3 separate regions of the Mus musculus genome follow, and regions 1 and 3 are each linked to region 2. A link is a loop called in an ENCODE intact Hi-C map of the cell type or tissue named here. Cell type or tissue: left cerebral cortex. All regions are shown on one strand.

Region 1 (8,000 bases), 75 kb after region 2:
CAAAAGAGAGCAAATGAGTATGATGTCTAAGATCAAATCCCAGGGCTCAAGTGCCAGACCCATATTCATTCATTCATTCATTCATTCAATATCCATTCATTCATTTTGGAGGTGGTTGTGGGTAGGGTCTTTATATATGCCTAAGCTTGCCTCAAATCCTAGCTCTTCCTCTCTCTACCTTCCAAAATGCTGGGATTATAGTCATGTGCCACAATTCCCAGCTAAAACCCCTAATCCTACCACCGCTCCCTAACTAGTCCCAGCAGTGTCTCAGCTGACTAGCAAAGGGCCACAATTTCCCAGTCTGCATCTCTCCAGTTCTGTCTTCCTCTTGCTGCTAGCAGATGCCTGAGCTACTACTACAAACGTCTTAGGTTCTGCTAAGACGTACTCAAATACCGGACGCAAGTGTAGTTCCACGGCAGTGTGGTGCATTCTATGAATATGGGAGAAAGATGCCCCTGTGGGTTACACTGTTAACTTAGTGTAAGGGAGTAAACAAATCCCTTCAGACAACTGGTAGATTAGGGTTACGGGAGAAGAAAAAAATAGGGAGCGTAGCAGACAAACTGTGCTGTCTGCCAATGTCTCCAAGGTCAGTCCCTAGCTGGACCATGCGGAGGCTGTGGAACGGGTGTAGAGGAGCGGTCCTCAGGACAGTGGGGCAGGGGTGGAATCACCTTTACCCAGAGGCATCTGCTCTGTCTGCCTCACACAAATCAGCAGCACCTGACCCACAAATCCCACTGAGGCCTGAGACAGAACTGAACTTGGTGAAAGGGGGCGGTCTCCCGTGGCTGACACCAGCCTTCCTGGGATCTCCTGTTAACTCTTTCGGGAATGAAGTGAACGTCAGAGTAAATCTCTCCTAGGGTGTCCTGAAAGGCTGGGGAGAAGCAGAATGGAGGAAGGAGAGAGAAAGGAATACACCTGCCCATCAAATTGGATGAGGTACCTGCTTCAGGTCCCTTGCAGGGATGAAGGGTGGAGATCTGAGCGTAGAAGAGAGAGTCACATGAACCAGTTACTCATAATTGTCCTAAATGAAACCTGAAGGACACTTGAGCCCAGGGAATACATTTCCGAGGCTACATTTCCAAACAGCCACTTTCCCCATTCTGAATAAACAGAGGGACACTGTGACTTAATCTTGACAACTTTCAGGGATGTTCCAGGCTGCTTCAAACCTACAGACACCCTGTCCCCGAGGACAGCTGAGATATGCAAACATCCACAAAGAGAAAGACAGCGTTTACCAAAACACCTAACCCAATACATGTGCTTATTTGATTTCCCCGAAACCACAAAATTAAATTTTAAAACTGAAAACAAAAACAAAACAAAACAAAACGAGACAGTTCCCTGATAAAAATTTTAATATGTTTTCAATCCTATTTCTGGGCACAATTTTCTTTAACAGAAAAAAAATATCTGCACAAAAGGGTGAGATCAAAGCAGGTTGGCAAAGAGATTACGTATTGACATGTTTATTATGAGAAGGATGCTGAGGTGAAGGGGGGGGGGGGGGGCGGTGCACGGACATCCAGAGTAGAGGAAGTCTCTCCTTTGCCAGGGGAGTCACACTGAGCATGGAAAGAGCCCTCCACATCACAGTGGCTCAGTGACAGAAGTCCTGGCTGGCCAGCTGAGAAGAGAGAAAACTGCTAGACACATGGTGCCATCCAGGTTCCTAGCTGAAGCCATCGTGTTCAATTCGACAAAATGACAACTAACAAATTTAATTTCCTGAGCATCCGTCAGGCCCTTCACACACAAGCAAGCGCTTGGCTCCGCAACGAGTTAATCAGCCACGTTCCAGTGATTACCTACTCCAAAATGGATCGGAACAGAGGTTCAGGGTCCTGGGGTTTGAGCCCACGAGGACCCAGGTGAAGCTACAATGAGAGTGGTTTGAGTTTTGTCAATTACTCTCCAGCTCCTATACTCTTTTTTTTTTTTTTTTTTTGTTAAGCTTAAGTTGTTATTTTAATGATCTCTGTTCCAAATGAGGAAATACAAGGAAGAAGAATGAGGAGGAGGAGAGAGAGAGAGAAAGCAGTGCTCCAGTGTGTCCCACTTGTACTTTTCAAAGCTCCCTCTGCTCCGTCCCCCACCCAGCCCTTCCCTCTGTGCATGAGTCACCACAGGGAGCTGTTTTAAAATGCCTGGCTTTAATGTTCTCTATCATGATAGGCAGCAACAGATCACAGATTGGCATAAAGTGAAGGGGGACCCTGAGTTCTGCTCCTGGTTTCTGGCCCAAGACACCCCTCAGACTCAAAAACTTACCTAGCTTATTGCTGTGTGCATTTAAGAAAAGGAAGTGAAGCTATCGGCAATCAGGTCACTATCTCAATTCTAGATACTGACCCCATGGCCTCTGTGGAGTCACATGCCTTACACCCTGGGGTGGGGGTAGGGGGCAGGGAAGGCCTTTAAATCTGCCCCCAACAGCCTAGAAAAGTGGAGCTGGAGCTCCACTCAGGGACCTTGGATAGTAGGAGCCATGCTATACAGAGCTTGGGGCGTATCTTGCTGCTTCTAACTAACGTGTGTACATCCTAACCAACTGTAACCACGGACAGCTAGACAGACAGCTATTTCTCCAACCATTGGGAGTAGAACTTCCATAATCACAGCTCCCACCCAAAAACAGTTTTCTAAGGATGCGAAGGAGAACCTGTTGTGTGTGGTAGTGAAGAAAATAGGGCTCGTAAGCAGGAATGACTCACGGAGCAGAAGAATCAAAGGCTGTCACACCTCAGAGGCCGGGATGGGGTTGGGGGGGGGGGGATAAGTGTCACAGGGGTGTGTGAGGCACTGCTGAGAACCTCTTCCAGAACAATCTTATCAGAACTCCCACAACGGTTTAAGTCTGGGACAGAAATCGAACGGAGGAAATGCACCTGAACCCCGGGCATGCGCCAAATGCCAAGGACTTGTGATATCACCTGGAGACTGGAAACTCCAGAGGATGTCACGGGTATGTCACACCACTGCATGCCTTATGTCGACAGGCACAAAACCGGGGAACTACCTGTGTGTTAAAGCAGGGAGTCCAAGGCCACGTCCGTCACCTTCACCCCCACTGGGGACAGCCACTTTCTCAGTGGCCACTTACCTTGCACTGCCCTGTAGCAAAAGTTGACAGAGAGGATTGACCTCAGTCTCCAGGGTGGGAAGTGTGTCTCGGTGCAAGCGAGTCCCTTGTAGTCCCAACAATGTGGAATGTTAAAGAACCAACCAAGGGCCACGGTGAGCGTTTCTACTTGAAGATCAACTATCAGAAGCAGTGTGGACAGAGACTGCAGCACCATCTACCTGAACAGATGCACCTGAGCACCTAAGCTGACTAGCAGCCAGTGGCTTCCCCTCCCACCAGCCTCTCTTTCAGAGTGGCCAGGACCTCAGACCTGGGCCTCTCTTTGATGGGAGTGTAAAGCACCCCGGGATAAAATTCAGCTCCATCCCTGATGTTTTTCGGGACACAACAAATCAAGAAAGTGTTCCAGGGTGTTCAGGAGCTGATCAAGGAAGTACTTTCTTTGTCAACGGCAAGGGTTTCTTTTTCACTAAGTTGGGTGATGCGCAGATAGATGCTCACAGGGTCAAACAGGACAGGCTCCTACACCCTACGACATTTCTGTTTTCACCAGTGAAGACCGATGGAGATGGAGAGGGCAAAAGTAGCCCAGGAGAAGCTGAGAAAAGTTTGAGGACGGACAGGAATTGAAGGTCACAGTAGTTTGAGCAAGGCAGGTCAAGGTATAGCGGATAGGGCAGACCCGATGGCAGAAAATCCAATCAAACCAAGCTTGCTTCTGGAGCCAGCTCATGGATATGGTCACAGCATCATTCTGGCCCAGGAAGCGGCCAATCCGGGGTCCAGCCTCATCACCCAGCAAACCTAAGTCTACACATAACCCTGCAGGTCCTCTAGCCCCAAATCAGACCCATTTCCATGAACCTGAGCGCAGCTAATTAAGAGTAGTAAACAAGCCTTGCTCTTGGCGGTGCAGAAGTTTTCCCAAATTGTAGGTTTGTTTTCCTCCCAACAAAAGACAGTGGGTCTCCGCCTTGGCCACCTTTCCTCCCCTTAAACTTTTCTCTTCTCTCTGCAATCCTCCACCTGTGCTAACTGCAAGCCCGAGCGAAAACAGAGCGGAAGCAGCCCCCTCTCCCGGGACACAGATAAAGGTACCTTCTCCGAGAAGCAGAGGGGCTGTCGTCCGGAGGCTCGCCGCCCGGCGGAGCGCAGGAAGACACTGCCGGGATGGAGCACGCTGAGGATGCTGCGTTCCTGTCTCTGCGACCAGACCTTTCAGCAGCTCGGACCAACTGTGCTAGCGATGCACTTAGCAATTATCTGCTGGCGCCGACGCCCCGCCTCCTGCTCTTGTGATTGGCTCTCCAGTCCCGGGCAGGACTGCATTGGTCTCGGCCGACCTCACTCATTGCTTTGGCTTCTACTATTATCTAAGCCATCAAAGGAAATAATTCCATGTTTCATTGACAACCTGTAAGGTTCTCCTCCCGCCAGGTGTCGAGGGGGGAGGGGGGGCAGAACTGGGAGTCCAGAGAAGGGAGGGGAGGACAGTCGAAAAAGGTGGGGGTGGGCGAGAAAGAGACCGGGGTGGGAGGTGCGAGGAGAAAGAGAGAGAGGAAGAGAGAGAGAGAGAGAGAGAGAGAGAGAGAGAGAGAGAGAGAGAGAGAGAGAATATGAACTGAGGTTCTTAGTCCAGCATTTTAACTTCCACAAAACAAAGCCCATTGCAACAATTATCTGGCCTTATTTCCTCATTTCTCCCCCTTGTTGATAAATATTCCTGAGGCTTGTGGGAATCATAATGGGGGGTTTCTGTTAGTGTCAGAAGGCTCCAGAAAGCAGAACAAGGTTCAGGGCTGAAAAAACAGAACGATGCTTTTACACCTTGGAGGTCATCTGAAGGTCATTTCAAATTGTTCAGGGGGCATATTATATGCTTTGTCTTGTTCGTGTGCCTAATCCTTTTCCCTAAAGGTCGACAAACTGCCCCAACCCGAGGTCCCAAGTTCCCTTGGAACTCTACCTGAGGTCTGGAAGGAGCTGTTTCCAAAGTCCACAAAAGTCTGGGATGTCTCACCAGGGGTCACCAGGGGAGGCCCAAATGAGCAGGCACGTTGGATCTAAGCACCTGCCATGAGCCTGGTGTTTGTTTGTTTGTTTGTTTCATTATTCTATCCTACTTCCTTCTGTTAATTGCAGTCTCACAAATTATCAGCCAAAAGGGAAGGAGGAGAAGGAAGAGAAGGAGGAAGAGAAGGAAGAAGGAGGAGGGAGGAGGAGGATGGAGGAGGAGGAGGAGGAGGAGGAGGAGGAGGAGGAGGAGGAGAAGGAGAAGAAGAAGAAGAAGAAGAAGAAGAAGAAGAAGAAGAAGAAGAAGAAGAAGAAGAAGAAGAAGAAGAAGAAGAAGAAGAAGAAGAAGAAGAAGAAAGAGCCGACCTTCCTCCTACATCTGGTAAATGTTCAGCTTCACTCTCAGAAGTAAGAAGGGTTTTACTCTTTTCCACTTTCACGTCTGTTCACCGTGTAGAAAGATGTGATATAGACTCTGTTATGAAAAATGATTAAGGAGAACCTCTGAAAGAAAAGTCTTAGAAAATCTAGTTTCAAGGCAGAGGGCAGCTCATGGGCAGAGCTTAGCAATACCTGCCCGCTGTGTGCAAGGCTCTGAGCAGCTCATGGGCAGAGCATGTACCTGCATGCTGTGTGCTAGGCTCTTGATTTGCTTCTGGGAACTGTTTATTAAATTAATTCAAAGGAAAAGAAAAAAAGTCAAGTTCCAGGTATAAGAGCCAGCCCTTTGGGCTTCTCAAGCTGGGATTCTACCTCTTTGGAAAGGACGCATCCAGTTCTGCCCTGTCCCGACATGTTCTGGGCTCTGATCAGCTGCCATCCTGCTGTCCTCCTCAGCCTGGGCAGCAAGCTGAATAGTGTCTTCCACCTGGTGGTGTGACATCTAGCTCACACATGCATGCTGGTGCCCTAAATACTGAACTCTGGGAGGATAGAGATGCTATTAAAGCAGGCTAAGGAAATGGTCTAGTATACCTCCCTTCTTGTAGCGATGTGTAAGGGTGTGATTGGCACACTCTTTGCACACACAGTCCTCTCCGGACAATGCACCTAGCAACCTCAGAATCCCCTGAGCCCTTCATCCACACCAGGCCATGTAATGATAGTATGAGTTTCCCCACTCCTGGTAACAATCATGAATAGACAGTTTCTAATCAAGTGTATTCCCAACAAATCTGAGTGTGAAGAATAGAAGGGCCAATCCAGCCTGAACTAGCTGTGTTAGAGAGAATCCCCTATTTACCATCTTTATGTTTATGCATATGATTAAAATCACATGCATATGCAAAGAGACAAACAAAATAGAGAAAAGGCTGTGCAGCCTACCCATCAATCTAAGCAGAGAAAGACTTTAACTACATCCTTTAGTCATCAACCCTCTTTCCTTCCACCCCAAAGGAGCAGACCTCAGGCTCCAGCTTAAAGCTCTTGAGAATTTTCCCTTTCCATGGTCTACTGTCAACCTTGCCAATGCATGTATCTTTAATCTGCAGTGTTTATCTCCACATAAAATTATCTCACTTGCTTCTGCAAATCTGCATGGCTTCATTTTCAGTCCTTTCAATAAGAAGAGACCAAGAATCTAGAAATATCCAGTCCAGGCCTTGGCCTCCATTAGCAGCATCTTGTATGTGTTTACAACTGAAACTCACAGACAGAGATACCCAGTGAGGAGCTGACTACTAGAATCCAGTGCAACACGTAAGTGTGCAGTGCTGAGCCTCACAGAACCCTCGCCCTTAATAGGCTGAGAGGGGAGAGGCCACTTCAGAGTCCTAGAGCTGAAAAGTCGGAATGAAGACTGTGAACTTTCACAGCTTGTGAGATGATGCCAGGCCTGGGCCCCTCTAGCTTCTCCTTCATTCGGTATCGACACTGGCAACAGAGACAGAGATATAGCTCCATCCTGTCCCATACAAAAGCATGAGAAGTCCCCTTATTTCAGTTAAAATCAGATCCTTGGCTTCGACTCACAGAAGGAGTTCAGAAACAACCAGGATAAAGCAGGGTGGTGGCTTATTAAAAGATGTGTTCCTATAGATTTAAAAAAGAAAGTGAAAAAGAAGGAGAAATTTAGGAAGAAAGGGAGATGCAGCTGAAGGGATGGGTGTGGGCTTCTCTTAGAGAGTCTTGCTTCCTTGTGTTTACAATAGTCCCATATAGGATTTTGGTTCGGTCTTGAAACTTTTATCTTCAGAGAACCTGTTCTATTTTTGCTTTCTGCTCCTGTGATATACATCATGGCCAAAAAAGCAACTTAGGAAAGAAAGACTTATATTACTGGGGTAGCCCACAACTAATGGACATCAAGTCAGGAGATCAAGGAAACAGGACTGAAGCTGAGAACATGGAGGTATGCGGCCTACTGGATCACTCTCTCTGACTCAAGATTAGCCTGCTGCCAATACAACACAGGACTACCAAGGATGATACAGCACACAGAGGGCAGGGCCTCCTACACGAATTAGCAACTAAGAAAATGCCCACACACATGCCAAAAGACCAGCCTTATCTAGCCAACTCCCCAACTGAGATTCCTGTAAATAATCCTGGTCTGAGAGCTAAAGCTAACTAGGACAATCCACACACTGTCAGCTTGATACCAACATGTCCCTTTAAGTCCTCACCTTTCGGTTTTTGTCCCCCCAAATAAGCCTTAAACATTCCACGGTCTTTAAATTAATAACACTTTAAAATTTCTAAGTTTCTTTTCTGTGGGTTCCTATAAGATTTTAGAAAGAAAGAAAGGAAGGAAGGAAGGAAGGAAGGAAGGAAGGAAGGAAGGAAAGAAAGAAAGAAAGAAAGAAAGAAAGAAAGAAAGAAAGAGAAAAAAGGAAAAAAAACAAGTTACATATTGTCTTATTCCTAGAGGGAAGAGCCAAGA
Region 2 (8,000 bases):
GGCACTTATTAGACTCATATCATCGGATGAAAATCAAACATTGCTGGCTAAGCCTTGTAACCCAAGCTTCTTTATAAGTCACTACACCTGAAAACCCCTATCCCAGAGCTCTGCGTTCTTTAGACATCAGAATACACAATGCAGCACTCAGTGTCTTGGGATCCCAGTTCTCTGTGCTCCCCTCTGGGCTCTGCAGTCCTCCCTGGGACATAAGATAATCCCTCTTCACTCATCCTCTGCTGCTGATACAGGATCAAAGAACATCTCTCAGTCCTCCCATGCAAAAGATCACAATGCCCTTCTGGAATATTTGGGGTTTAAAACGTGCTTGTGATTGCAGGAGACTCCTACACTCTGATGAACATTTAGGGCACCGATCGCTGTAAAGGATACCTGAAGAGGAAGTGCCTTAACTCCTGCTGAGACCCAAGTTTCCCTGTGTGACTAGCAAGGAAGGGCCTTTGAGCCTGTCTTCACTTTTGTGTCTGACTGACACCCCCTCACAGAGAGAGCAAATTGTGATATGTATCCCTCACAGAGATAGCAAGGGAGGGAAGCCCACAGGGTTCCTGTGGTGGGAAGAACACATTAAAAATATTAATAAACATGGATAAATAAATAAATTTTATTTACCCAGGGCTGCAGAATAAATTCCCCAACCTTTACTCCCTAGTTCCAATAAACAGAGTCCAGACCTGGCTCACACTCTTCAGGCTTATGGTGTATGGTTCTGAAAACTCCCCAAGTCCCAGGAGCAAGGATCCTCAAGTGCCATAGCAGGACTGTGGTTGAGTGAGCAGGGTTCTCCTTACCTCATAATGGGCCACCCGCTGGGACTCGGATATCAGCTGTGCGCTGCACACCTTGCAGTAGCTATCTGTAAATAAATCCTGATCGATATCGGAGGACTTCATCAGGCTAAAGGAAAGTCAACAGAAAAAAAAAAAAAAGAAGAAGAAGAAAGGGAGTCGGTTACTCTGATGATAATGAGGAACACTAAATGTGTGAAAAGCCAGGGTCCCAATAGCTGGTGTGCTGATCAACAAAACAGATCTGTCCAACCCCCAATGTTACCATACCAACTAATCTCAATAATGAGGCGTTGATCATTTGCCTATGAAAATCCAACGGAGGTGCTAGAGCCTTAAAAGATAGACTCCATCTTTATTGTTTCTGCTTAAACAAACCAGATTTGTAGGTAGTGTTTTTCTGTGACAAAATAATTAACACGTGTGATATAGATGAACAAAGCTTCGCAAAGTACCCAATTCATGCAACAATAGGAAATAAGCCAAAAGCATTCTGATACATCCTCACCCTAGAGATAAGATGTGGGCTACAAATCTAAATTCAGAAGTGTGCAGACATGTATGCTCATAGCAGAGAACTTGTTTTTAAATATGTGTCATATACTTCCAGAAATGATAGGTCACTGTTTTGTAATAACTTTGTTTTAAAATGTTTCTATAATGGACATTTTTTTTTATCGAGTAACAATTTGTTGCAGAAGCTTTCTCTGCAGCCTAAAATGTGGTTTGAATTCAGTGGCTACACTTTAAAGCAATCACAGCTTGGAACCCAAGGAGATCTTCCCATGCATACTGCCTTCTATGTTTAGGGATTTCAAAATCCATTAAACCATCTTAACCACCTCAAACCACAACTGAATAAGTGGTAAATAAATGCACCCTCTACTTCCAACCTGCCGTGAGAATGTGGCCCAAGTCCTCATGCCTACAGAAGTGATGAGAGACAACAGATAAAGCCTGTGCCAGACTGCATCATAGACAGGCAAGAGAGTCTCCACCTGTGGGCCCACTGTGTGCATGATGGGTTCATCCTACTCTAACACCCTCGCCTTACCTTCTGGACTGTCCAAAACTTCAGTACTGTTCGGTGGTGTGACCTAAATGGTTCCCTTTTCCAAAGAAGCCAGTTCCACCACAGGATTGCTGCTGCCGTGTGGTGTGTGCGAATCACTCCACTTGCTAGGTTTTGGTTTAACTCACAAATATGGAGATTATAGTAGATGTTTTCACTTGTTGAAAAATTGCAGTAAATCAAAGAAGGCAATATCTTAAAAGTGCTAAATATGAAACTTTAATCATATTTTCAAATACCTGGAACAACCAATAATTATTGTAGACTAATGAGCCTTGGAGCTGATGGCGATCTGTACTTTCTGGAAGTATTTGTCCCTAGCAAATGGTTATTTAGCTTGAAGCCCACCTTTTGCTATAGGCTAACGTTTACTCCTCATCATACTCAATGCAATCTGTCTCAGGTCTGCTGCAATCTTCATGTCTTTTGGATTAAACACAAATCTACCCTGTTGTACTTTCCCCTCATTAATTCTGTCTTAGGCCCAACAGAGAATCTTCTGTTTTCACAAGATACCCACACTTGAACTTCTGAAGAAAAATCCTTTATGTCTTGTTCTCAGTCCTGCCCTTCCCCCATAACCTCGTGTCTTGTTTTCAGCATGGTCCATCTTCAAGAGCAGTACCAAGGAAGCAAAGAGGCCCCGGGAATGGTCTAACAGGGAAAAGCAGGCCCTACCAATAGTATAGCCTCGGTTGTAATCTTTATTCTCATCCCAGAATGAAAAATGGTGAAGATAACTTCTGAGTCCGGGGGAAGAAATGCAACAGAACATGAGAACTGTCTAATAGTAAGTGAGAACGTACGTCTTTAAGCCAAGTTCCTGTAAGTGGCTGCACTTAAGGATTATCATCTTCTCTGCTATTTTTAATAAAGAAGTGCATGAAGATAGATTCATGGGTGACCTGCTTAATAAGCATCTCTGCGCGCCCTGCACACTCCTTCCTCATCCTACGGCCAACTGCGGGAATCAGGCACCGTGAAAGGATGTTCAGGTGCAGGCTGGACTAAGCAGAGCGAGTGGGCGTCTGTGTCTCAGGGAAACAGCTGTGTGGCAGAAATAGCTTTAAAGGCAGAACACAGAATGTGTAGACTACCAAAAAAATCCCACAAGAAGAGAAAATATGGCTTTTCCCATCATCTTACGTAAGAATATTGATTTGAGCAAGTGTGCGTGCAATGGAACAGGCAATGAAGACCCTTGTGGGTCTGAGGCATGAGCGAAATACCTGAATACGGTAAGTGCTAGTGGGTGGCCACTGCTGGCCAAGCACCAGGCTGGCCCGAGTGAAGAATGCCTTCTGTGCAGGTCTCTCTAGACAAGGAGAAGATCCCATTCGTGACTCAAAGACTAGAATTCTTGAGATGGAAAGCTACCATCTGGTCCCCGCCTCTGGCTTATCTGAAGAGCTCTCAACTTCCCTGTCCTTCAGAACACAACAGGTAGGAAGAGAGAGAGAAAAGCAGAACAGACTCCCCTTCTTAGCCTTGTCCACTATGCCAGCTGGCCATGTCTCCTATAGCCATTGGGAGAGCAACAGAGCCATGGAGTCCTCCATAGGCAGAGCTACAATGTGAGGACTTCCCATCTGGAATGCATAAGGTCCTTGGGCATTCTGAGTAAAATGACAAGCATAATAGAATGGAAGCATCTAATTTCTTCTAACTGGAAAAAAAAAAAGTTTAATCTTTGCTGCTCAGCCAAGAGCACATATCAAAGGCACATCACAAAGCCATCACCAGGGACTCAAGTGACCTAAATTATTTCCAACATTCACCCAGAATGGTGCCATCCCCAGGAGACCCAGAGCAGAGGAGCAGGCCATATGTGAATCTGGTCGGATGACTTTGCTGTCCTAGGTTCATTCTAGGAGAACCAGGTATATGAAATTGACAGCACAACAGTATAAGAGTTGAATGCAGAATTGGGCAATACATATATATTCAAATTTCATATGAATTCAAAATTCAAATACATGAAATTTGAAAAGCAAGAGTGTGTGTGTGTCCCAGCAGCAGCCCCTCACTGTATATCCCTGGCTGGCCCAGAACTGTCTATGTAGACCAGGATTCCCTTAAATGTGCAAAGCATCTCTACCTCCCAGGTACCGGAATTAAAGGCATGTGCCACTATATAATAGTCACTGTGACACTACTGTGTGAGGAGCAGAGCAATGACAGTAGGCACAATCTTTGGTTCCAAATCCTCAAGGGGCAAGATAATGAGAAATACTGTGCACTAGCACACACACACACACACACACATACACACACACACACACACACACATACATACACACACACTCCAGTCTCTCAGAAAAAGAACTGAAAAAAAAAATTGGTAAAAAGTGCTAGCTTGCTTGAGATGACAAGATAGATTATCAGGGAACTCTCCAAGGAGGTTGGATGAAGACTGAATGATGGATAAGATAAGGATGGAGAGAAACACATCCAAACTCTAAATTGGTTTTTTCCCCTGGCGCGTGCACACACACACACACACACACACGCACACAAGACCTGCTTATCAATGGGCATAAGAATGCATGTGAGGGATTAACTGTGGACATTACAGAGTAAAATGGAAGCAAAGAGAGCTAAAAGATGGATGGAGGAGACCCAGAGGGATGGGGAGACTGTCAGGAGAACCTGACAACAGTCAAGTTCTAAGTGCATCTCAGGGGGCCCAGAGAGGCCTTTCCAGAGCTCTTGGATGCAGCTTTCTTCTGGCCTTCTTAACAGCAGGCTGAAACCATCATGGGCTCCACAAGAAGGACCAATACTGTTCTTTCCTCTCCATGAGTGACAGTGTGAAAAATCAAGGTGACTCAAGAGACCTTGAGAGCCCCGTGAGACTCCTGGGAGGAACAAGCCATTAGCTCCCACTCCAGTTTTGTGGCTCACCAGCCAGGTGTCCAGCCAGCTCAATGCTTTCTGTGCTCTGGTCTCTCCATGTGTGTAAAGGCAAGGGATGAGTCTCACCGGGATGCTGTAAGGATCAGTAGTAGGGTTGGTCAAACATCAGACCAGAGTGGCAGATGGCAGACCCTTAAGAAGTCAATATCCCGATCGTTGTTAGCAGTGTTACCAATTCTGAGGTGGTGCTTTGGGGTTAATACTGTAAATATTTAAGGAGAGAAATAAACAGAACCTCATTGGCAGCTGAGCAGGGATGAAGACCGACCCGGTGTGCTGAAATCATAGTTCCTTTTGACATTCTATGACCTGGACCATCCTCAGACAGCGAAGCACAACTGACAACCCCTCCTGCCAGCTTGGGGCCTGTGAAGACCCCACACTCCAGAAATGTCTACGGTCTATTTTTATCACTGGAAGTACCAAACCTCACTGGGGGAACTTGATTTGAATTTGTCTCCCCCTCTCCAATGTCTGTTCTTCCCCCCAGAGCCTGCTCCCTAGGGGCCACAGGAGGAAGCATACATACTTCAAGGTTTGGCAGCAAGCCATATGCACCAGCAATCTTAGTGCACATCTTATTGCTGTGGCTGATCCAAGATGTCTGAGTAGCCATGCTCCATTGGGGGTGGGGGGCATCAACCTCACCCCAGCTCTCTGAAGAAAGAAGCCCTGACGGTCTTCACTGTGTGGTCATCACTCTACCATTAGCTATGGAGGCCATCCAGGTGGTTAATAAGCCACCTTCCACCTACTTTCTCCTTTCAGTAGCCATTTAAGGCCAGGAATTAAGACTTGTGCCATTCCCAACCTAAGAGCCCCGCAGGTTTGGCTCAGGTCTGCACTGGACGGTTTGCAGGGGAAGGACACCTGGATGTTGGCTCTAAATTTACTTTTTATTCATAGTGCAGATGGATCTGAGTAAGACATTTTGGATTTTTATCAGAGACTTGGGAAACTTAGAAAACATACAGGGTTTGGGTTGGGGACTGGGGAAGGCGGGTATAGGGAGTGAGAAAGAAAGGTGACTGGCCCAGCACACCTTTTAGGGGATTGTTGTTTGTTTGCCTGCAATTATGATGAGGGCAGATGCAAATTTCAGACACAGCTGGCAGCTGTGAAATTATGTACATGTTTGCTTGGGCAGCTGTCCCAAATTTTGTATATTAGAACAAAAGTTTCTATGATTTATCACAACTAAAAGTAAATATTCTAAGTGAAGCCCACCTCTGTCATGCAGCTTCGGTCATGGGAACTTCGCCTTTAGAAGGTTACTCAAGACAGGAGCTGGGTGGCTTAGGAAGGGGCAAGGAAATGTGCTATGGCAGATGGCCTTACGGCCTCAGCCGTCAGTGTCGAGTTTTTCTTTCCATGATGGCCACAGGAAGACCTCACTTTCATAACATGCTCCTCCTGATACTTTGTGTAAAGATGCTTTTCAGTAAAGATTCTCTCAGGAGGGATGTGGCTGGGAGCTGGGAGGCAAGGTGCTGGAGTCCTTGCTCTCCAGGGAGCTTAGCTGTGTGACCTTGGGCAAGTCACCTAACCGCTCTGTGGTTCCATTTCCCTATTGTAAATGGGAGTAATACCTACCTCACAGGGTTGTTTGGGGGATTAATTAGAGAGGAAGTCCGTAAAGCATTTAAAAGGTTCTTAAAGAAGGCGCTATATAAATATAAAATAATATCTATTAAAGTTGAAAAAAAAGAGCCCTGCAGGTGTCACAGAGGCTGCTCTGTGATCTCTCCAAGTCCAGAGAGCCACCATGGCAGCTCCTCTAAGTGCATTCCTAACAGTACGTGATCCTTGCGAACTCTCCTGATCTGGAAGTAAAGATTTTGCCTGGGGCTTCCCCCTACACCAGCCCTTCGGAAAGCCTTATTTTCTCTGTGAAAACACTGAGACTTGGGGCTGACTAACTTGCCTGAAGGTTCCTGAGTCTCCAACATGACAGTCAGTGTTCCAGGCCAAGGATGAGTCTTCTGTCCACAGGGGCATCCCCTAGCTGGGCTGCCTTTCTCCGCTCTCTGTGTGCAGCTTAGTCTATGCCATGGTCCCTCTGTCCAGGACCATTAAAAAAAGTGTTTGAAAGCCCAGGACAGATGAGTTAAGGGGCCATTTCTGACCTCAGTGCCTAGACTTCCCTTTCTTGGCCTGATCAGAGCTATGACTTGCCACCATCTCATAGACGTTCTGCATCCATGTTTATATCCACAAGATTTCAGATATGGACACATGACAACCTTCAGATCAGGTACCCACTACTATTTTCAATTTAGCCTGACCCTTTGAGGAACTATGGCATTCCATGCCCAAGCCAACCAGGCCTTCTGATCCAGTCTGGCACCCTCACCCTCAACCCCACCCCCCACCCCCTCTCTCTGCCATATGCCCTTCCTGCCCACCATGAAATAACTAGGCTGCTCTCAGCATCTCTAGCCTCTGCTTCCCAGTATTCAACAGAGACAACCTGAGCTCTTATCTTCTGCAATGATCCCCTAAGAATGCTTTCAAATCAAATGCACCTTCCACATTTTACAATACCACCAAAGCAACTTACAAGTTTTTTGGTTTTGTTTTTTTCTGTTCTGGTTTATTGGTATTAAAACTATGCTCAGAAGCCAGGCGTGGTGGCTCACACCTTTAATCCCAGCACTTGGGAGGCAGAGGCAGACAGATTTCTGAGTTCGAGGCCAGCCTGGTCTACAAAGTGAGTTCCAGGACAGCCAGGGCTATACAGAGAAACCCTGTCTCAAAAAACAAAACAAAACAAAACAAAAAACAAAAAAAAACTATGCTCAGAAAGTCGGGGGGTGGGGGTGGGGGTTAGAATGAGGACTGGCCCATCTTCAAGACAAAACAAATAAGCTCTGGATTGTTCTGTTGTCCTTTTTGGCTTCTATCCCCTGACCCCTGATGCTATCTCCCATACTTTCTAGCTATGCCTGTTTTTCACCTCCTCCTCCTCCTTCTTCTTCCAGGTCTCTGTCACTAGAGCCTACTCCACTAGCTTACCTAGCAACAAAGACAAAAAGAATTGGAAGGCAGACCGGATGCTTCAAAATACAAGTCAACGTGCTCCTCTGTAACTCCTCAGGCACCCCAGAGCCTCTGATGATGGCTCTGTCCTGTCTCCACTGCATCTCCCTCCAAGCCAAGAGGATGATGCAGTGATGCAGGGCTGGTTGCCGTGGCAGCAGACT
Region 3 (8,000 bases), 62 kb after region 2:
TCTTCAGGGAGAGATGTCTCACTTGGAGCGCATGCCTGAGACTGCACATCCTCAGAAAAATCACTGCTTGTGTAGGACTCTGTTGTGTAGCCTGTCCCATTGGTACACTTAACCTAGTACATTACAAACGGCTTTCCTGGGCCACCCCCACGCAGGCACAGGTGTGCTAGGTGAAGCACATCTGTGGCGTAACTCTAGCTAGAGGGGAAGGACTGTTTGTTTCCTGGGAGACGCCAGCTCTAGTCTATTGTCTCTGCCTGAGTGCTCTCCCACTGTACCCTGCATCTCCAGCCCCCGTGTTCTATTAGCACTGTGTAGGCAGGGCTGCTTTCTTGTTTTACAAAACCTCTTCCTAGCTTCCAGTGACAACCTACAGGAGAGGCAGCAGTGGATCCCAATATAATGAGGCTTTAGCCATGGCGAGCGTGCTAACACGTTGGGACGAGCATATCTGTGGCTTCAGGAAATAAATGGATTTCTGGACGGAGAGCAACTGGGAAGCAGCTGTGCCCTGTTCTCTGTACTCAGTGCTCATCCCAAATGCTTGTCTGTATTCTCAAAATGTTATTTCTTCCAAGAAGTTCAGGGAGGAGTAAGAGCTATGTCCACCCAAAACCAGGTTTGTAAGGCATCAGTGCCAGGGATGATCCACAAACAAGGCAAGATCATGAGGCCACGGGCTCTCATTCTCCTTCTGTCACTGTGTTATAACTGATCAATAAGGGCCTGCCACAAAATATCTGGAAACTACGAGAAAGAAGCAAACGAAAATCTCCCATAATCTCAGGTCCAAGACAGAGGTCTGTTCACACAGCTGTCTGAGCAACATCGTTGCCAGTTCTGGGCTGTTCACCTGCAGCTTCACCAGCTCATGTCACTGATGTCTCCCCAGTAATTTCACAGGGTGGCAAGCTAGTGTATGGATGCGCTACAATATCTACAACTGGCTAGCGGTCCTACACCAGGGTGTGTTCTACTTACATTCTGGTACTGTGATAAACCTCTCTGGCCAAAACCAACTTAGGGAAAAGGGGATTTATTCGGCTTATACTTGCAAGTCATAGAGCACCACAGAGTGAATTCGAGGCAGGAACTCAAGTTCAGAAACTAAAGGAAGGAGCATAGTGGAGCCCTGCTTGAAGTTCACTCTTACATCGTCCAGGGCCCCCTGCAAGAGAATTGGTGATGCGCATCCTGTGAGCTGGGTCCTCCTGTGTCAGTTAACAAACTAAGACAATATTTCACAGACTTGCCCACAGGCTGATATCTTCCTCCACTAAAGTTTCTCCTCTCAGATGGCTCTAGGCTGTGTCATATCCACAGTTAAGGCTACCTAGGACTGGGAGCTTGAATAGTTTTTCAGAACATCATAAAAGACTTCAATGAGCAATATCACACACATATACTTTCCCACTTTTCTGATGATTTTCTTAGGACAGAAACCCGGAAGCAAGTTAAAAGGTACATAAATCCTCAAAACCCAGACTTTCGAGAAGACTGGCCCTGCTGTAGCTCTGAGACACTGAGTAATGTCTTTCTTAACCTTCAATGATTTTACAGCTTGCAAAGTTTCATCCTGTTTCCATCTTAATTAGCATCTTCATTATTGTTACTATCGGAGTTACCACTGGTAATAGTACATGATTGGAATTACCCTTGCTCTCCACCACACAGCGCCCACTGTGAGGTAACCTCTGCCCCAACACACATCGTTACTCCAAAAATTAATGGTTGCCAATAGAGTGCTTCAACCCATTTCTGAGCCCCTCCTTCCCCCACCAAGCCTATCTGCCCCAGGGTAGCACCAAACTGACCACTGATGCAGTCACACATTTCCAAATGCTTTCAGGGGTTCCTCTCGACTACACTCCATCTAGCTTCCCTGTAGAAAAACGGCCCTCCTGCATTTTAGATGCTTTGATGCCACTCTGTGAGGAGATCTGCACGTCTCCCGACTCTCTCCAAACCACAATACATCTCTCTGCAACCGTTACGCGGCAGCGTCTTCTCTAAACATGGAGAGAATTTGAAACAGCCTTGGCTAACCCCTCTTGGGATGACAAGCACCCTGAAGTTTTGACAGCCTCCGTGGGAAAATATCAGTGAAGTCAAATGAGGCCCAGACAGACAAGCTACTTTGAAAACGCAGTCCTTGTGAGGTGCTATTCTACAAGTACATCTATCCTTTCCAGGAGGAGGGAGAGTGACAACCCATGTATTCTCTTTACATGCAGATGGGAGCAACACATACCAGCCTTAGTGACTGTTGGATGCTGAGTGCATCAGCATCCCGCCACTGTCATTCATTATCTCCTCCTCTTGGAGACCTGAGGAAGCATTCCACAGCTACCTCAGTTCAAAGGTCAAAAATACCTCGAAGGAGAAGAGACACAAAAGCCACACTTCTGGTAGAGTCACACACAGCCAGGCACTGATCACTAAACACAGGCCAGGAGTGGAGGCATGCCGCTACACCTAAGTCACACTTGCTCGTCCCTGTGTACTGTACAAGATCCAATCCGCAGCAATTTGAACCATCCCAGTGCCAGCCTCTCAGGTCACTGTGCATCTCACAGCCAATCATTTGCTTTCTGCAGCTCAAGTTAGGGAGATAGACAGGATTTTTCCAAGAAATCATTTGACCGCTATGAGAAATCTATTTTCTCCTGCACTAAGCATTGCGGGAATTTCGGTCACCTATACCTTCTCTCGGTATTGCAGTCCCTGCAGCAGAAGGGCTTCCAGGTTCTCATTGTAAAGATGCTGTGCTATTTGGCAGTGTCACTCAGATCCCCTCTGGTAACCCTTCTTCCAAAACCCACAACTGACACCAGCCCACTACCCTGTCCCATCCAGAGAGCTATCTGCCACCCTTAGTAGCTTGCCTTAGACCCTGAGTACTTAAGGCTAAGCCCTTCACATCTGACACTCCAGCCAATCTTAACCTCAAACCTCTAAGACCCAATCTAGGCACTTGAAAGCAGATAAAATTGGATTTAGGGACTGGAGAGATAGCTTGGAAGTCAGGTGCACGTTGCACGTCTGACTTCCCAGAGCACTGCATGTACATAGTACACACACATGCCAAACAGCCATACACACAAAACTTAAATAAACCTAAAGGGAAATTTTAACTGGGTTTCGAAAAAGCCATATGGACTTTGAGTCAGGTATGTGGGGTTATTTAGGGTTAAAATGAAGTCTCTGAGCTTTGTTATTTTGAGCTATAACTAGCTAAAAAAAAAAAGATACTTCTGAAATAAGATCTGGAGGGATAACGGGCAAGCCTTCTTCCTTGGTCAGTTATAAACTTTAAACTCATTACCTCTGTCTCTCCCTCAGTGACCTCAGTTGTGAGCTTCAAATGCAGCCTATTCCATCCTTGGTAATCTAAGATGACACCACACACACACACACACGCAGGCAAGCAGAGCCAGCCTCATGTCCATGCCCCGCTCCATACATGGCCACCCCTCTCCATGGTACTCATGGAACAACCCCACTGCTGGCACTCTTTCACAGACTCCCAGAGCTATCCCTCACCCCATAACAGCACCAGCCACCACAAAGTCCCAGGCCAGCTATTCTGCTGAGTACCTGACCTTAGGTGTCTCCACTTCAAACCCATCACCTTCCTTCCCCACACCCCTCCTTCTCTCTAAGGTGGCTCCACCCATGTCTGAGGAGAGCTGGCCACACCTCTAGACGGGTAACTTCATTCCTTTAAATGCATCTCTACAAAGGCTACCTCAGCAGTCAGCTCTGGGCCTCCGGGAATCTGTAAGAGTCCCTGAACATGCTCAGTTTGGCCTTATTAATTCTGTCATTACTCTTCAGAATTTGCAAGGCATCTGCTGTAGTGAAAAGTTCAAGTGGTGGTAGTATATACACACGTGCACACACACACACACACACATATATATACTTGCACACATGCACACACATGCATGCATGCACATATGTATGCACACATTTTAATTTTAACTTCAGACAACTAAAACAATACTCTGCCGTTGTCTGCAGCCCTCCTTCACTGCATTGAGAGCCTCTGTCTCTATGGCCTACCATGCCCAGGGCTTTTACCTCTTCCTGCAAGTCTTCATCCTATTTTCTGCAAATCTGGTAAAATAAAGCAACCAAAAGAGTCCCCATACAACACACCACCTACCACACCCATCAGAGAGCTCCTCCCACCTCCCCATCAGTATGAAAGATCTGCCCTTGCTAGCCTCACACCACTGTAGGATCTGGCCTCAGGCCCCTACATCACTTGCATCTGCCTACCAAGGGCCTGTTGGGTTTCCTATTTCCAAAGCAGACATGCAGACTTAGACCTCCACACAGTCCTGCCCTTACCATTACATCTCTTTGCATCTCTTGAGGACACCACTCTATCTAGGAGTTGTTTATTTCCCTTGAATCCACTCCAACCAAAGTACCCTCATCAGGGTAGCAGCAGACGCCACTGAACCACTGCTTAGCTCTCGGCCCCACCTCTTGCAGCAGCAATGTCTGAAGCAGAGCAGATCTGCTTCTTTAGAAAGAGTCACTACCTTGAGTTCCTAAGGCAGAGCCCTGCCCCCCTCCCCCAACCTCACCCCTTTCTCATTGCTACTTCCTCTCTTTCCTGTTTCCAGGATAAATTCTCAATGTCTTACACCCAAGGTCAGGAGATTCTGCCCTCCGGGTCAGGTGGATTTGCAGTGAAGTTCTGTTGTAACACAGCCTATCTTAATCATTTATAGCTGTCCGCCAAGGCTGCTTTGTGCTACACGAGTCAAGTTAAACAGTTGCAGGGAAGACAATACGGCCTGCAAAGCCTTAAGTATTTACTGTCTGGCACTTTAGGAAGTTTGCCAGCTACTCTTCCAGATCTATAAATACTGCCATTCTCAAAACTCCGTCTTTACCGCCTCTGTACCCACGCTCTCCTGAGTAAGCTAATCGGGAATGCGACCTTAAATGCCACTCATGACCCCGAAGTCCTTCTCTAGTCTAAACCTCTTCTTTGGACTCCAGACTCTCAACCCACCTTTGCAGTGGACATTTTGAGTGGATGTCTCATTCATCCTAACACAAACTCCTTGCTCCCTGTCCTGTCAGCACGCCCAGTCCTTGCCTCCCCTCTGTCCACAGCCCGATCCTCATTTCCTGCCCTGCCCCCTCTACCCTCATTTTTCATCCTGCAACCCAAACCATCCTCACTTCCAGTCCTCACTTTCTGCCTCAACAAGGACCCCCTCATCCTTGCTTTCTGTTCTTCAACCAATCCCTATCCTCATTTCTGTCCCGCCCCCATGCCCATCATCCTCCATCCCAATCCTCACTTCCTGTTCTGCCTCCAGTCCCACACCCTCCATTACATCCTCACTTCCTGTCCCGCCCCATGCCCACCATCCTCCATCCCATCCTCACTTCCTGTCCCACCCTCACGCCCACCATCCTCCATCTCATTCTTCACTTCCTGTCCCGCCCTCACGCCCACCATCCTCCATCCCATCCTCACTTCCTGTCCCGCCCCATGCCCACTATCCTCCATCCCATCCTCACTTCCTGTCCCGCCCTCACTCCCACCATCCTCCATCCCATCCTCACTTCCTCTCCCACCCCCACTCCCACCATCCTCCATCCCATCCTCACTTCCTGTCCCGCCCCCATGCCCATCATCACCCCTAACCACTCTACTTTGCACAGTCTTCTCTTTACAACCTGTCCTTCCACTCATCCCCTCCCCCTGGCATCCCCTTCCCCATTTGCTCCTTATATAGACCTTCTCACTTCCTTGGAAACCCTTATACCATATCATTGAGTGTTCTCTTTCACACCCAAAGTTCAGTTCATCAACTCATCCTGCCTGCTCTCTCTTCAAAGTATAACTAGATCTTGACCACTGCCAGTAAGCCCTCACCATCGTTAGTTAGGATCTTGCTCTCCTGGCTAGCCTCTGAGTACACATGGCCTGCTACAACGTACTCTCCGGGTGACAGTCAATGATGCTCTGATATCACAGATCATACACACGGCTCTCCTCGCAGCTATACAGAGTTTGAGAAGGCTGAGTCTGGCCTCTGGCCTTGCAGTTACTGCTGACATCCCAGTATCTTACTTAACCTTTGATGTCTTTCCTGACATGGACTGCCAGTCCTCAACATCCACATGGACCAGGTCCCCTGTGGCCTCTGAGAAGTGCTACTACAGGAACATTTCTTTGGGACACATCCTCCCCAAAGTCACACCCTGCTCCCCTGGCTGGCTGTATTTTTCTCCATGCCAACACCAGCCCTCAATCATATTTACCTGTGGTCTAGCCATCATCTTTCCACCTAGAATCTAATCTCAAAAAGGCCAGAACTCAGGCCAGTCTCATCCATTACTATATTCTTGCTTCTTAGAGAATGCTGCCTGTTCTCAAGATTTGGGATGTGACAGAGTGGATACTTAAATGTGCAAAGCTCTTGTCTCACATTTTAAAAAGCAGAAGGACATGGAAGAGAATTAAACTGTTTGCGCCATGAAAAATAAAAATCGAAAAACAGAGCTGTATCCTAGGGCTCACATGTCCAAGCCAGCCATCTTCCTTGGTGACCTGCCCCAGGGATGTGCTGAATCAAACCAGGCTCCCGTGACAAAATGACCGTACAGCCAGAATCCTTCTGCAGAGCCTCCTGGAGATCCGTGTGGCCACGGGGAGAAGGGGCTTCTATGGTGTGGACAGAAATGCAAAACCAGCCGTTTCAAATCCAAATGTTAGTCGGTTGGAATCCTGGCCAAAGGGCAGGAGAGAGCTAGCTGGACCTCAAGGGAACACAGGGTGGGCATTACCCTGGACATGTTCCATTAGTCAACTTCAGCTACAGCTCAAGCCTGTCTCCTCCCCTGTGAAATAAGGCACTCTCGCCAAATTTCTACCAATATAAAGCCAAAGGGCCATCCTGGATTTCTGTCTGTCTTTCCCATATGTAGCTCATCACACCTAAAAGTTTGCAACCTACCATATGAAAAGGGAGTCACCCTCAGGACTTTCCTACAGCAGAGACCCCCACTCTTATCTAAACATGCCTCTAGGGTGTACTTGCTGACCCAGTTTTAAAGGGTTTTATTTTTCTTATTGGCTAATAAATTTGAAAATCCTAAGTTCCCAACAGAAAGGGGGGACTCACTGATTAGCAGCCATTCCAACCCTCCCTTCTGTCTACCTGGACCATGACAGGGCAACTTCTTCTCAACAGGAACAAACCCAAGAACTTGGGAGAGGAAAATGGAAGCCATTCCCATCTCAGCCCATAGCTGCCTCAGTGTCTCCCTCCCTTCCCGTCGTCCTTCATTGCCAGGGTGTCCACAGCTCCTGAAGTAGCTCCCTCCCATTATTCCCCTCAGTGCCACACTGCCGCAGTGGACAAACCACACAGACTTTCTAAGAGAGCAAACCCTGTTAGGAAGGGAGACTTAACTTCAGTGCAGCTCACGACCCCCTTGGCAGTCAGAGATGTTCCTGATAACTCTGACTCCAGACACTTACTCCTTAGAGAACGGCCCTCCCTGAAGTCCTGCGACACTCCCTCTGTCCAGATTAGTCACATCCTTCCAAGTTCAACATTCATGACGTTTTTGTCTTCATGGACCTTCTGAGACCACTATTTCCCTCACTGATAATTCACCTACGTTTGGCTCCACACTGCAGAATTCAGCGAAAGATTCCCTGGCACCCAAAGTCATATATTCCGCTACTGGCTTCCCAAGCAGCTATGAGGGCTACATGGGATTCTAATTCACACCCCTCCTTTACCAAGGACGTACAGGTCCATGGGAAATTTTTGCTGCTGATAAGTCAGGTACCATGAGATGGCAGGATTCGGCTATTCTCACAATTCCATATCCATTCCCTATTGATCTCTTCCCCTGCAAAATGGGGAGAACACCTTGCCCACATCCGAAGCTTCCAAAGACAAAATACAACATACATTTGGGTCCTTATTAAAATAAATAGAGCAGCAAATTAC

Evidence for each region. Hi-C counts contacts between places; a loop is a spot of excess contacts. Peaks named below come from ENCODE experiments on the same cell type or tissue, not always from the same donor. Only the 100,000 strongest peaks of a DNase experiment are listed, where the experiment ranks them.
Region 1: a loop joins it to region 2, with 2.1 times the contacts of the local background. A loop is called at or near these places in 2 of 42 quality-filtered maps.
Region 3: a loop joins it to region 2, with 2.5 times the contacts of the local background. A loop is called at or near these places in 2 of 42 quality-filtered maps.

What each region holds. Positions count from the first base shown.
Region 1 is chr8:23,666,003-23,674,002 of GRCm38, reverse strand. Zmat4 (zinc finger, matrin type 4) reads right to left here and starts at 4,342. Exons shown (of 7, transcript NM_177086.4): 1 at 4,202-4,342. In left cerebral cortex, no CTCF peak of the experiment used is centred here; DNase peaks (open chromatin) are centred at 3,059, 3,401, 3,903, 4,370 and 5 more places; H3K4me3 peaks cover 4,107 bases; H3K27ac peaks cover 3,343 bases.
Region 2 is chr8:23,741,318-23,749,317 of GRCm38, reverse strand. Zmat4 (zinc finger, matrin type 4) reads right to left here. Exons shown (of 7, transcript NM_177086.4): 2 at 813-918. The coding sequence starts at 914. Among named protein-coding and RNA genes, the nearest start is that of Zmat4, 76 kb to the right of the region's middle. In left cerebral cortex, no CTCF peak of the experiment used is centred here; DNase peaks (open chromatin) are centred at 2,959 and 3,196; H3K27ac peaks cover 1,829 bases.
Region 3 is chr8:23,679,717-23,687,716 of GRCm38, reverse strand. All of the region lies in intron 1 of Zmat4 (zinc finger, matrin type 4), which reads right to left. Among named protein-coding and RNA genes, the nearest start is that of Zmat4, 14 kb to the right of the region's middle. In left cerebral cortex, no CTCF peak of the experiment used is centred here; DNase peaks (open chromatin) are centred at 416 and 4,884.